Linked DNA regions of Homo sapiens: region 2 is linked to region 1. Evidence: read pairs that join two places in POLR2A ChIA-PET (ENCODE). Cell type or tissue: OCI-LY7. All regions are shown on one strand. Links, peaks and the distances in the headings refer to the core of each region. The heading gives the core; the rest is flanking DNA. Region 1 overlaps SPAG9 (sperm associated antigen 9). Region 2 has its middle 32 kb from the start of WFIKKN2.

What was found. Peaks named below come from ENCODE experiments on the same cell type or tissue, not always from the same donor. Only the 100,000 strongest peaks of a DNase experiment are listed, where the experiment ranks them.
Region 2: POLR2A ChIA-PET joins it to region 1 with 6 read pairs; 4 of 35 experiments call an interaction of 5 or more read pairs at or near these places.

Annotation. Positions count from the first base shown.
Region 1 is chr17:51,109,035-51,116,362 of GRCh38, reverse strand. All of the region lies in intron 1 of SPAG9 (sperm associated antigen 9), which reads left to right. Among named protein-coding and RNA genes, the nearest start is that of SPAG9, 8.2 kb to the left of the region's middle. In OCI-LY7, for the core only: no CTCF peak of the experiment used is centred there; a DNase peak (open chromatin) is centred at 3,482.
Region 2 is chr17:50,799,919-50,806,372 of GRCh38, reverse strand. No RefSeq gene overlaps it. Among named protein-coding and RNA genes, the nearest start is that of WFIKKN2, 32 kb to the left of the region's middle. RefSeq lists a silencer at 1-206 and an enhancer at 6,137-6,454. In OCI-LY7, for the core only: no CTCF peak of the experiment used is centred there; no DNase peak of the experiment used is centred there.

The sequences.
Region 1 (7,328 bases), core at 2,457-4,956:
TGTAACTTTTAAAAAAGGGCCAGGTGTGGTGGCTCACATCTATAGTCCCAGCACTTTGGGAGGCCGAGGCAGATGGATCACTTGAGGTCAGGAGTGTGGGACCAGCCTCGCCAACATGATGAAACCCTGTCTGTACTAAAAATACAAAAATTATCTGGGTGTGGTGGTGGGTGCCTGTAATCCCAGCTACTGGGGAGGCTGATGCAGAAGAATTGCTTGAACCCGGGAGATGGAGGTTGCAGTGAGCTGGGATCGTGCCTCTGTACTCCAGCCTGGGCAGTAGAGTGAGACTACCTCTCAAAAAAGAAAAAAGAAAAAAAAAAGAAACTTCTGAAAAGTAGACATACGAGTTTAAAGAACCTTTAGGAATTTAGTTCTTAGTGATTCTGTGGGTCTTTTATGTTATCACTGTTATTCTCAAAGTGAGAGCTCATTTAGCATCATTCAGTAGAGGGAGATTACACATAAAAACGAAGAGGCATTGTCTTCCTTCCTTTTCTTTTTCTTTTCTTTTCTTTTCTTTTCTTTTTTTTTGAGATGGAGTTTCTCTTGTTGCCCAGGCTAGAGTGCAATGGTGCCATCTCGGCTCACTGCAACCTTCGCCTCCTGGGTTCAAACAGTTCTCCTGCCTCAGCCTCTCAAGTAGCTGGGATTACAGGCATGCGCCACCACGCCTGGCTAATTTTGTATTTTTAGTGGAGTTGGGGTTTCTGCATGTTGGTCAGGCTGGTCTTGAACTCCTGACCTCAGGTGATCCGCCCGCCTTGGCCTCCTAAAGTGCTGGGATTGCCACTGTGAACCACCGCGCCTGGCTCCTTCCCTCCTTTTTGAGATAGACTCATACATGCAGAGAATGGACTGAAGAGAGAATATCTTTACTGGGAATGGATTATGTGATTTTGTGTCTGCTTTTTTGTGGCCTTTTGCTTTAAAAAAAAAAAAAAAAGGATGAGTTCAAGCCTGGGCAACGTAGTGAGACCCCTCTTCCCCAAAAACCATAAAAAAAATTAGTTGGGTGTGATGGTGTGAGCCTGTAGTCCTAGCTACTCAGGAGGCTAAGGCAGGAGGATCACTTAAGCCCAGGAGTTTGAGACTGCAGTGAGTTATCATGGCCACGGCACTCCAGCCTTGACAACAGGGCAAGACCCTGTTTCTTACCAAAAAACAAAACAATAGGATGACTGAATGCAGAGGTGAGAGACACTACTGAGAATTTTCTAACTTGTTCCCATGGAATCAGCACTTAAAGCAGTAACAAAATGATTTTTGTTTAAATGGAGACTTTTGACACTTCTTGTCTTTGGAAGTGTATGAACATGGGACCCGTAAGACTCATGGGCAGGAAAATAGGTATTGACATTCATTGTTCTTGTTTTAGTGTTCTCATTCATTCATAATTTTTTTTTTTTTTGAGACAGAGTCTCACTCTGTCACCCAGGCTGGAGTGCAGTGGCACTATCCCAGCTCATTGCAACCTCTGCCTCCCAGGTTCAAGCAATTCTCCTGCCTCAGCTGCCTGAGTAGCTGGGATTACAGGTGTGCACCACTACACCCGGCTAATTTTTGTATTTTCAGTAGAGACAGGGTTTCACCATGTTGGCCAGGGTGGTGTAAAACTCCTGACCTCAAGTGATTCATCTGCCTCAACCTCCCAAAGTGCTGGGATTACAGGCGTGAGCCACCACACTTGGCCCACACTTGATATTTTATTTTTTAATTTTATTTATTTTTGAGACTGAGTTTCACGCTCTGTTGCCCAGGCTGGGGTGCAGAGGCACGATCTTGGCTTACTGCAACCTCTGCCTTCTGGATTCAAGCAGTTCTTCTGTCTCAGCCTTCTGAGTAGCTGGGATTATAGGCATGAGCCACCATGCCCAGCTACTTTTTGTATTTTTAGTAGAGATGGGGTTTCACCATGTTAGCCAGGCTGGTCTTGAACTCCTGACCTTGTTATCTGCCTACCTTGGCCTGCCAAAGTGTTGGGATTACAGGCATGAGCCACCATGCCTGGCCCATTTTTTAAAAAATTTATTTTTGAGACAGAGTCTTGTGCTGTCGCCCAGGCTGGAGTGCAGTGGTGCGATCTCAGATCACTGTAACTCCCACCTTCCAGGTTCAAGCAATTCTCCTGCCTCAGCCTCCCTAGTAGTTTGGGATTACAGGCACGCGCCAGCACGCCCGGCTAATTTTTGTAGTTTTAATAGAGAAGGGGTTTCACCATGTTGTCCAGGCTGGTCTCAAACTCTTGACCTCAGGTGATCCCCCTGCCTCGGCCTCCCAAAGTGCTGGGATTACAAGCGTGAGCCACCGCACCTGGCCTAAAAAACACATATTTTAATATTTTTATAGATCTTTTGATTGATTGATTGAGACGAGATCTCACTCTGTTGCCCAGGCCAGAGTGCAGTGGTGTAATCCCGGCTGACTGCAACCTCTGCCTCCTGGGTTCAAGCGATCCTCCCATCTCAACTTCCGGAATAGCTGGGACTACAGGATCATGCCGCCATGCCTGGCTAATTTTTGTATTTTTTGTAGAAATGGGTTTCCCATGTTGCCCAGGCTGATCTTGAATATTTGGGCTCAGACATTCCTCGCACCTCAGCCTCCCAAAGTGCTGTGATTACAGGTGTGAGCCACTGCACCCAACCTATTTTCTTTTGTTGTTGTTGTTTTTTTTTTTTTTGAGATGGGGTCTTGCTTTGCCACCCATGCTGGAGTGCAGTAGCGCGATCTTGGCTCACTGCAACCTCTGCCTCCCGGGTTCAAGCAGTTCTCCTGCCTCATCCTCCTGAGTAGCTGGGACTACAGGTGCTCACAACCACACCTCGCTAACTTTTGTATTTTTAATAGAGATGGGGTTTTACCATGTTGTCCAGGCTGGTATTGAACTCCTAACCTCAGGTGATCCACCTGCCTTGGCCTCCCAAAGTGCTGGGATTACAGGTGTGAGACACTGTGCCCGGCCAACCTATTTGCTTTTTCTTTTCTTTCTTTTTTTTTTTTTTTTTTGATATGGCATTTCACACTTGTTGCCCAGGCTGGAGCGCAATGGTGCGATCTCAGCTCACTGCAACCTCCGCCTCCCAGATACAAAGGATTCTCCTGCCTCAGCCTCCTGAGTAGCTGGGATTACAGGCATGTGCCACCATGGCCAGCTAATTTTGTATTTGTAGTAAAGATGGGGTTTCTCCATGTTGGTCAGGCTGGTCTCGAACTCCCAACCTCAGGTGATCCGCCGGCCTCGGCCTCCCAAAGTGCTGGGATTATGGGTGTGAGCCACCACGCCCGGCAGCGGCCAACATTTTTTCATATTTTTAAAAATACCATTTTTTTTTTCTGAACTGTTTGTTTTTGTGATTTTTTTTTCCTTTGGTTGGGTTTTTTTTTTTTTCTTTTTTTTAGAGATGAGGTTCAGGCTGGAGTGCAGTTGTGCAATCATGGCCCACAGCAGCCTTGACCTCCAGGGCTCAAGTAGATCCCACTTCCTCAGCCTCTGAGCAGCTGTGACTACAGGCATGCGCCACCATGCCTGGCTAATTTTTAATTTTTTTTGTAGAAACAGGGTCTCGTTATGTTATGCAAGCTGAACTCACTATGTTGCCCAGTCTGGTCTGGAACTCCTGGGCTCAAGTGGATCCTCCTGCCTTGTGGATCCTGCCAAAGTTTTTTTTTTTTTTTTTTTTTTTTTTTTGTTGAGACAGAGTCTGGCTCTGTCGCCAGTCTGGAGTGCAGTGGAGTGTCTTGGCTTGCTGCAACCTCCACCACCTGGGTTCAAGCGATTCTCTTGCTTCAGCCTCCTGAGTAGCTGGGACTACAGGCGCGCGCCATCACACCCAGCTAATTTTTGTATTTTTAGTGGAGATGGGGTTTCACCATGTTGGCCAGGATGGTCTTGATCTCGACCTCAAGTCATCTGCCTGCCCCAGCCTCCCAAAGTGCTAGGATTACAGGTGTGAGCCACTGCGCCTGGCCTTTTTTTTTTTTTTTTTTTTGTAGAGATGGGGTCACACTGTGTTGCCCAGGCTTGTCTTGAACTCCTGGCCTCAAGACATTTTCTTACCTCAGCCTCCCAAAGTGTTGGGATTGTAGGTGTGAGCCACCACACCTGGCCATGGTTAACGATTCGAATAATGTTCACACTGCCCCTAGCCAGAGTAGATAGAGATATGCCCCTGCACCTAGTCATTCAGACACTTTCTGAAATGAACAATCTATGTTTGTTTTCTGGCGGGAGTGGGATGGGAAGGGGTATGGTTGTTGCTTTATGAAATAATAATTTGTTAGTTAATTATTACTTAAGCTCCTAAGACATTTTTTTTTAAAGACAAAGACTAGCTCTGGATTAAGACATCTTTTTTTAAATTTGAGATTTCTGAATGTGAATATCTAAATGAGATACCATTATGTGTCCCTGCTGTAGTGACACTCATATTTTTATTTAGTTAAAAATCACAAAAGAACGCTACGCATGGTGGCTCATGCCTGTAATTTCAGCACTTTGGGAGGCCGAGGTGGTGGATTGCCTGAGGTCAGGAGTTCAAGACCAGCCCTGACCAACATGGTGAAACCCCGTCTCTACTAAAAATACAAAAATTAACTGGGCATGGTGGCGGACGCCTGTAATCCAAGCTACTCCGGAGGCAGAGGAAGGAAAATCACTTGTACCTGGGAGGCGGAGGTTGTAGTGAGCCAATATCTTGCCATTGAACTCCAGCCTGAGCTACAGAGTGAGACTGTGTCTTCAAAAGAAAAAACAAAACAAAAAAAAATCACAAAAGAGGACACCAAACTGGGTATAGTACCAAACTGGTTCAGAGGGTAGATTAGTAGATTGACTATTCACTGGATTGCTGAAGTGTGTGCCATAGGTCACACATCCAGTTCTGTGCTTGAGAGAGTACAGGATTCCTGCTTCTTGAAATCTTTACCTTACCTTTAACTACATGCTGCTTACTTATGTTGTACTGAACTTTGCTTCTCAGGAGAACTGATGTTAGAACCTACCCAAGTTATTTTGCTCTGCTCTGCACTCAATGAATACAGCTGTTATCTAAATAAGTTATTAGGTTGTGGTCAGAAATATCTGCATAGACCAGTTTAATAATGTATGTAATGTTATATATATTTAAAAAGCTGTTATTTGGAAATGGGTATATATAAGTTCTGTTTTTTACTTTGAAATCTTGACCAGTGATATTTGATTATTGCTTTGAACATAGCACTGTGTTTTCTTTTCTTTTTTTTTTTGAGACGGAGTCTTGCTCTGTCACCCTGGCTGGAGTGCAGTGGCGGGATCTCGGCTCACTGCAACCTCCGCCTCCTGGATTCAAGCGATTCTCCTGCCTCAGCCTCCCGTGTAGCTGGGACTACAGGCGCCCGCCACCACACCCGGCTAATTTTTTGTATTTTTAGTAGAGATGGGGTTTCACTGCGTTAGCCAGGATGGTCTCAATCTGACCTCGTGATCTGCCCGCCTCGGCCTCCCAAAGTGGTGGGATTACAGGCATGAGCCACCCACCCGGCCATACTGTGTTTTATTTTCTTAAGAATTACAGCATTCAGTAGTTTGGCATAATAGGCACACCCAAAAATGTGTGAGGTGAACCATGGGAATTTATATATTAATGTAATAGAGAAGTACCAAGTTGAGGGTATAGAATTTTATTTTATGTTATTTTTTTCGAGACAAGGTCTGGCCCAGGTTGGAGTGCAGTGGTGCGATCTTGGCTCACTGCAACTGTTGCCTCTTGGGCTCAAGCCATCCTTCCGTCTCAGCCTCCCAAGTAGATGGGACTACAGGTGTACACCACCACGCCCAGCTAATTTTTGATATTTTGTAAAGACGGGTTTCACCATGTTGCCCAGGCTGGTCTCGAATTTGTGAGCTCAAGTGATCTGCCTGCCTCGGCCTCCCAAAGTGCTGGGATTACAAGCGTGAGCCACCACGTCCAGCTAGGGTTTTTTTTTTTTTTTTGTAAGGTTAGTAAACTTTTTCAGTAAATCCACCACCACCCCTCCCAGCTTTTTATTAGGTAAACTTTCAAACATATAGAAAAATGGAAAGTACATTTGTCATTTGTATACCCACTATATAGATTCAGTAGTTGTTGTTTTATTTATCTGTCTGTATATGTGGATGTGTGGGTGTGGATACACATATACACACATACACATATTTAATTGCTGAACCATTTTAAATTGCAGACATACTTTGCCCCTCAGTACTTAACATATTTAAATTACAGACATTATGATACTTTGCCTCTCAGTACTTAACATATTTATCTCCTAAAAAATGAGAATATTCTGCCATATAACCACCATATTATTTACGTTTGAGAACATTTCCAAGGCCGAGTGTAGTAGCTAATGCCTGTAATCCCAGCACTTTGGGAGGCTGAGGTGGGCGGAACACTTGAGCTCATGAGTTGAAGATCAGCCTGGGTAACATAGCAAAACCTTGTCTCTACAAAAAATATAAAAATTAGCGTGGTGTGGTGGTGTGTGCCTATAGTCCCAGCTACTTGGGGGGCCGAGGCAGGAGGATCGCACCAGCCTAGGAAGTCAAGGCTGAGGTAAGATGTGTTCATGCCACTGTGCTCCAGCCTGGGCAACACAGTGAGACTCTGTCAAAAAGAAAAGAAAAGAAAAAAAAGAACCTTTGTAATATCATCTAATATTAATTTGAATTAATTTTTAAGAGCACAGTATGTGTCAGTTATTATATAGCTAACTAGCTTCTTAATATGTTTATAATGAATTAATGAAACTCATCTGGGAGGAAGTGTTTGCATTTTAGTTACTTTTCTATAAGAAATTTAAATTTGAGGCCGGACGCAGTGGCTCACGCCTGTAATCCCAGCACTTTGGAAGGCCGAGGTGGGCAGATCACGAGGTCAAGAGTTCGAGACCAGCCTGACCAACATGGTGAAACCCCGTCTCTACTAAAAATACAAAAATTAGCTGGGCATGGTGGTGTGTGCCTGTAATCCCAGCTACTCCGGAGGCTGAAGCAAGAGAATCACTTGAACCTGGGAGGTGGAGGTTGTGGTGAGCTGAGATCGTGCCACGGCACTCCAGCCTAGGCGACAGAGCAAGACTCCATCTCAAAAAAGAAAAAAGAAAAAGAAAAAGAAATTTAAATGTGAAATATATAAAACGGAATTAAAATTGGCTAATTTTGTTTTAAAATTAGCACATTGGCCAGGCGTGGTGGCTCATGCCTGTAATCTTAGCACTTGGGGAGTCTGAGGCGGGCGGATCACCTGAGGTCAGGAGTTCGAGACCAGCCTGACCAACATGGAGAAACCCTGTCTCTACTAAAAATA
Region 2 (6,454 bases), core at 3,955-6,454, 310 kb after region 1:
CTGGGGGCAGCTTCTCCCCCTATTCCAACCACGTGGCCCTAGTGGGGCTGCCATGCCATCCCGGAACCCTACCTGATGCAGGGTCTCTGCAGCTCAGCCTTTCCCACATGCGGAGCGGCCAAGTGTGCAGCTGAAGTTTTTGGTTGATTCTAGCAAATTCCCCCTTTCTGCCCAAGCTGGCTCATGTTGGATTTTGTCACTTTCAAGCCAGAGTCCTCACGGGGGCAGCTCCATCTCCCACCACAAATCCCAGGTGCTCCCTGAAGTGGAGAAAATGGGGCATCCTGCCTGGGCCCAGACTAGCACCCCCCCACAATATAATAACTCTGTGGGGTCCCCAGGTGTTTCATTTAACTTTGAGCTTCCTGGATGAACAGCATGGAGCTCCAATATTCATAAAAACTGGACCTCTGGGGCACGCCCAGGCTTGTCGAGACCCTGGAGGTCAGAAAGTGCAAGAAAGTTCTCCAGGTGTTCCTTGGACAGTTTGCACCTGGTAACTGACCCTTGGCTTGTGGGATTCCCCCCACCCCATGTCATTCCCCCCACCCCATGTGGCTAATGAATGGATCCTGCAGGGAGTCACCATTCGCCTGGATAACGTCCTTGGGTGCCGTCCAGTGGGGCCTGGAAAAAGTTGCTGGCTTAGGCAGCATCGCCTCCAAGCCAGCTGTTCCTAAGGACTGTGTTCCCACATGCAGAACACCTGGGCCCTCCTCTGTCCAGCCAGGACTTCTGCGTGTGCTGAACTGGCTATTGACACTTCCTAGGTAGATTCCCCAGTGTCTGTCTGACCAGCAACCCTCCTCACCTCCTCCTCAGAACTTATTGTGGAATCAGAAAGTATAAGATTTCCCCTTGGGGACGAGTAGTACAGAATGAGTCCAGGTGTGGTGGCTCACACCTGTAATCCCAGCACTTTGGGAGGCTGAGGCAGGGGATCACTGGAGGTCAGGAGTTCAAGACCAGCCTGGCCAACATGGTGAAACCCTGTCTCTACTAAAAATACAAAAGTTAGCTGGTCATGGTGGTGTGCGCCTGTAGTCCCAGCTACTCAGGAGGCTGAGGCAGAATTGCTTGAATCTGGGGGGTGGAGATTGCAGTGAGCCGAAATCACACCACTGCACTCTAGCCTGGATGACAGGGCAAAACTCTGTCCAGACTCTGTCTAAAAAATAAAAAAAAAAACTGTAGGGCACGGTGGCTCACGCCTGTAATCCCACCACTTTGGAAGGCCAAGGCGGGCAGATCACCTGAGGTCGAGAGTTCAAGACCAGCCTGGCCAACATGGAGAAACCCCATCTCTACTAAAAATACAAAAGTAGCCAGGTGTGGTGGTGCATGCCCGTAATCCCAGCTACTTGGGAGGCCGAGGCAGGAGAATCGCTTGAATCCGGGAGGTGGAGGTGGAGGTTGCGGTGAGCTGAGATTGCGCCATCACACTCCAGCATAGGCAACAAGAGTGAAACTCTGTCTCAAAAAAAAAGTACAGAATGACAATTATGAAAATCAATTTTGTTTAATCTTTTCTAAAATGGAACAATGAACCAAGCAATTTCCTGGGCCCAAAAAAAGAAGCAGTATTGCGGTTATTAAAATAGTGTTTACTTTGTGCTGATGGGAAAAGATGTGAAATATTAATGACTCCACGGAGCCCCGATTATGTGACTCATTAGGCAAAGGCCCTATGTGCAATTAAAGTAGACTCTTCAGTGTCTATCTTAAGTGACTTTGTGTTTTGTCCAGCCACTCCATACACAAGGATGAGTGGCCAGGTGCAGAGGCTCATGCTTGTAATCCCAGCACTTTGGAAGGCCGAAGCAGGAGGATCGTGAAGCCTAGGAGTTCGAGACCAGCCTGGGCAACATAGTGGGACCCTCATCTCCATAAAAAAAAAACCAAAAAAGCAAAAACAACAAAAAAAAAAGAGAGAGAAAAAGATAATTTTTGTTGTTCTAATTTTTTTCTACAGAGCCTTTTTCATATAACTTTGTGCCTCGGGTTCCTCATCTGTACAATGGGATAATAGTACTTACTCCATAGGAATATTTTGAGGATTTACGACATATAACTCACTTAAAAACTGTGCCTGATGCCGGGCGTGGTGGCTCACGCCTGTAACCCCAGCACTTTAGGAGGCCAGGGAAGGCGAATCACTTGAGGTCAGGAGTTCATGACCAGCCTGGCCAACATGGTGAAACCCTGTCTCTACTAAAAATGCAAAAAATTAGCTGCAAATCGCTTAAACCTGGGAGGCGGAGCTTGCAATGAGCTGAGATCTGCCACTGCACTCTAGCTTGGGCGACAGAGCGAGACTCCATCTCAAAAACAAACAAACAAACAAAAAACTGTGCCTGAAAAGTAGGAACAATAAAATACATGAGTCATTATCATCCCCATTATCATCATTATAAATCTCGAGGATGTAGAACACACTTTAGGTAACTGAGTGAAATGAAGCTCGATAGCACAGGACACAGTCATGGTTCAGGACCTGCACCCACTGTCAATCACTTCAGCTGCAAATACGCTCAGCAAACTCACTGGGTTCTTGTCCTTTGTTTTGTGTTTCTTTTTCCCCATCTAAACTAGGTCCCTCTGTTTCACTTACTAAGCGAGACCAGTCTGCTGTTTTTCTCTGCAGATACTGGCTTTAAGAAAAAGGTGCCTCTGGCTGTTTCTGAGTTTTAATGAAAGCAAAGCTTCTTTCTTTCCCCAAGACTCTGCCGCAGGCTGCAGGGTGAGGCCTGTGATTCAAACTGAACTCGTTTCTCCCACCTAAAGAGGTTACAAGCCAGACCCTTTGGATCTCTTTCTCCGGACTTTTCTGCCAAGCTTGCCTCACAGGTGCAGGGGGCAGGACTGGAAGGAGGTGGCCTGGAGCTGCTGAAGCCCACAGGGGCTGGGTCTCTAACGGTGGCCTGTGAGGTCTTCAGAGACACCCCAGTTGCTGCCATTCTCAGCTTCCTGGTGTCCTTCCAATCGGGGCCTGTTGTTTGGTTTGGTTTTGACTCGTTTGAGTATACTTCCTAGGGTTCACCAGAGACACAAGAAACACCTACAGCCAGGCACGGTGGCTCCCGCCTCTAATCCCAGCATTTGGGATGCCAAGGTGGGCGGATCACTTGAGCCCTGGAGTTGGAGACCAGCCTGGGCAACATAGTGAGATCTTGTCTCTACTAAAAATAAAAAATTAGCCGAGTGTTGTGGCGCACGCCTGTGGTCCCAGCTACTTGGGAGGCTGAGGCAGGAGGATTGCTTGAGGATGGGAGGTTGAAGCTTCAGTGAGCCATGATTGTGCCACTGCACTCCAGCCTGGGCCACAGAGCAAGACCCTGTCTCAAAAAAACAAAACAAAACAAAAGTGAAACACTGTCACCTTTTTTCTTCCCCTCCTGCCTCACAGCCAGCCTCCTAGAGAAGGAGAAAGGCCTGGTAGCAGCATGAGCTGCCAGGAGCTGAGAAACCCATTTCTGTCTGTCCTCCTTGTTCCTGAGCCACTTCACCTAGGGGAGTGCTATTTGTGCTCTGGTGGGGACATAAAATTGCAACAGGAAGCCAGCACAGGTGACCTCTGCCCCTGTCTATTTGGAGAAAGTTGGTCCTAGCTGAGGTCAACACCCCAGGCACAATTACACCCACAGTAAAGCGGGGGGATGAACCACTTTACAGGGTCTGGCTCCCCAAGATGGTACATCAGCACATCAGAACATAATCATCCAAAGAAAATGACTTGGCTTGTGCCTCGTGAGAGTTCAAATTCCACATCAGCTCCAGGCTAGGGGGAGTCAAAACTGCTGAACAGATACAGAATAGCCGGAGATGAAAGCTAAGAGATCTCAGGACCTAACGGCTTTGTGGCTGTCTGTATTAGACAGGATCAGTTAATGCTGCAAGAAACAAGCCTGAGAATGATAATGGCACAAGCGTAGTGAGGTGGAATTCTCATTCACATAAACAGTCACAGGTGGGCCCAGTCCCTGGAGCTGGGGGAGGAGCTCTCTGCCACAGAGGTCTTCAATTACCCGGGATCTGTCACCTTCAACACATGGCTCCCAAGATCACTTGGGATGTTGACATCCAGCAATGAAAGGGGAAAGGGCATGAAGAACTGGTGAAGTGGGGAAGGCTTTTATAGTTACAGGCAGGCCTAGAAAAGCAGTCACATTTCATCAGACTGTTCCCTCCACTGAGATGGAACTCAATCTCACGGCCACATCTAACTGCAAGAGAAGCTGGGCATACAGTCTTGCTGTGTGCCCAGATGAAAAGAGAGCACCCAGCAATGCTTGTCACACCATCCAGCTGTGGCTGCTATAGATGTGAGGGTCAACTGTGTGCAGCATCTCTGCTCCCAAATCACGGAGCCATTGTGGCAGCCTCAGAGGATGACTGCTAGGGAACACTGGGCTGTCCTAGACCATCAACTCCACTAGCTGTACCCTCCTTCTCTCCAGAGATGGCCACCACTCAAAGCTTCACTCCTCAGAGGGCTACTACAGTCTACTGTGAATTACCCTCCAGGATTCTGGAGGCTCCTTCCATCATGGAGGACCCTGTCTAGCACTTGTGACCCTTGACCCTGACCTCAGACCGAGAGCCCATCTAGGGTCCCAGGGCTAAGGATTTCATTCCAGGTGAACCCCCTGGTACCTGCATCCCACTGCCTCCACGGTTCTACCACCACCCTGAGAGCAGAGAACCCCTCAAGAAGACAGCATCGGCCATTTGTTACCTTGACTCATGCCAACCCTAGCCACTGCCGCTCTCTCCATGAATGATCCAGCCACCTGAAGTCCAGTTCCTGGCCCAGGTTGGATAAGCATGGCCACCTGTCCACCACTTACCACCCAACAGCCAAGGACCAAAGAGAACTTCTCAGCCATATCTCCCAGGAGTTAGGACAACAGCAGGATGAAGCTGAAACAGCCTCGGGTTCAGGTCGTCCTGGCTTCACATCTCTTCTCTGCTACTGACTAGCAGAGCTTCTTGCTTAAGTCACTTACCTCTCTCTGAACCTCAGCACCCAGGCTATAATGCCCCTGTGCAGGACTCGATGAAATAGTGTGCACAAAGCCCTGGCTCAGTGCCTGGCGTGCAGTAGGCCATCAGCCGAGTGCTGTTATAATGGGGGCTCTTTGCTGCTACAATGCAGCACCTTAGACCCTGGGGGTAATGATTCACTCAGGCTTCCATCCAGGGTGAATGGTCCCAAAGCAGCTGCAAGCTGAAGCTCCTGCTCAGCCAGCAATGCCCAAGGGAACTTGATCAGGAGCAGCTCTTCCCCCTCCTCCTCCTCCTCCTCTTCCTCCTTCTCCTCTTCCTCCTCTTCCTCCTCCTCCTCTAAGAAGGCTGCTCCCCAGCCTTCATAACTGCTGTGCACAAGGAACAAGTTTCCAGCTGCCTGTCAGCCTGTGGCAAGCCCGCTGGCTTCGACCTCCTTCACGCTGCACTCACGGAGGCCACCTCCCAATCACCAAAGCCAATGATACATTCAGTTCTTGCATCACTTGACTTCTTGGCTGCATCTGATGCTACTGACAATCCCATCTTCCCTAACCATCCTCCGCCTGCCTTCTGAAGGCCACTTTCTATCTCTTCCAGCCACTTATACACTCTCTCTGACCAGCTCCTCTTCCCGGCCTTCCCTCCCCATGCTGACATTCCGAAAGGTGCGTCCTGGGCCACTTGTCTGCTCTGCGGGGTCATTCTCCCAGGTGGTCACACCACTGCCATGTGTTGGACCAATGACTTCCAAACAATTCCTGGCACCCCAGCAGCTTGCCCACTGCAGCCAGGATGATCCAATTCACAAATTGGATCAAGTCTTTACACGGCTTAAAACCCATCAGTGCCGTCCCGTGGCTCAGAAGATTAAACCCAAGCTCCCTGGTACAGACGCCGTGTCGTCTGACTCCTGCCTGTGTCCTTGGCCTCAGCGCTTGCCCTTCCTGGCATCGGGGCTCATCCCATTCCTGAGGGATGACTGGCACCCTCGGAGAGCCCCAGGGTCTCCAGGTCTCGGTTCCTTTGACTTGCATGCACTCTACCTGGAACATGTCCCCACTGGAGAATGCTCCCTGCCTCTCCAAACCAGATCCAGGGCCCTTCCCCAAGCCCCCTCCTCTGAGTGTGGCTGACCTCAGCATCTCTCCTGTTGTTTTGCTTTGGTCTCCCGGTCCGCATGCCCCTGCTATGTAATAAGTACTGGGTGAATGTTGGTGGAGCAAAGGAGGGAATTAATGACCAAGCCAGCCTGACTCTGAGGTGGGCTTGAGCTGACTCAGTGCTGTCTTAGGTCCTCCTGCTGGAAACCTGGCCCAGAGCTGAGCGGGCTTTGCACCCCTCCCTGACCCCAGCCTCACAGCCGCCTCCACCAGGGCCCAGTGGCTGGCCAGGGACTGTTGGTCAGGAAGCCCAGGCTGGAAACCTGGCTCCCTCCCTCCCTGCTAAC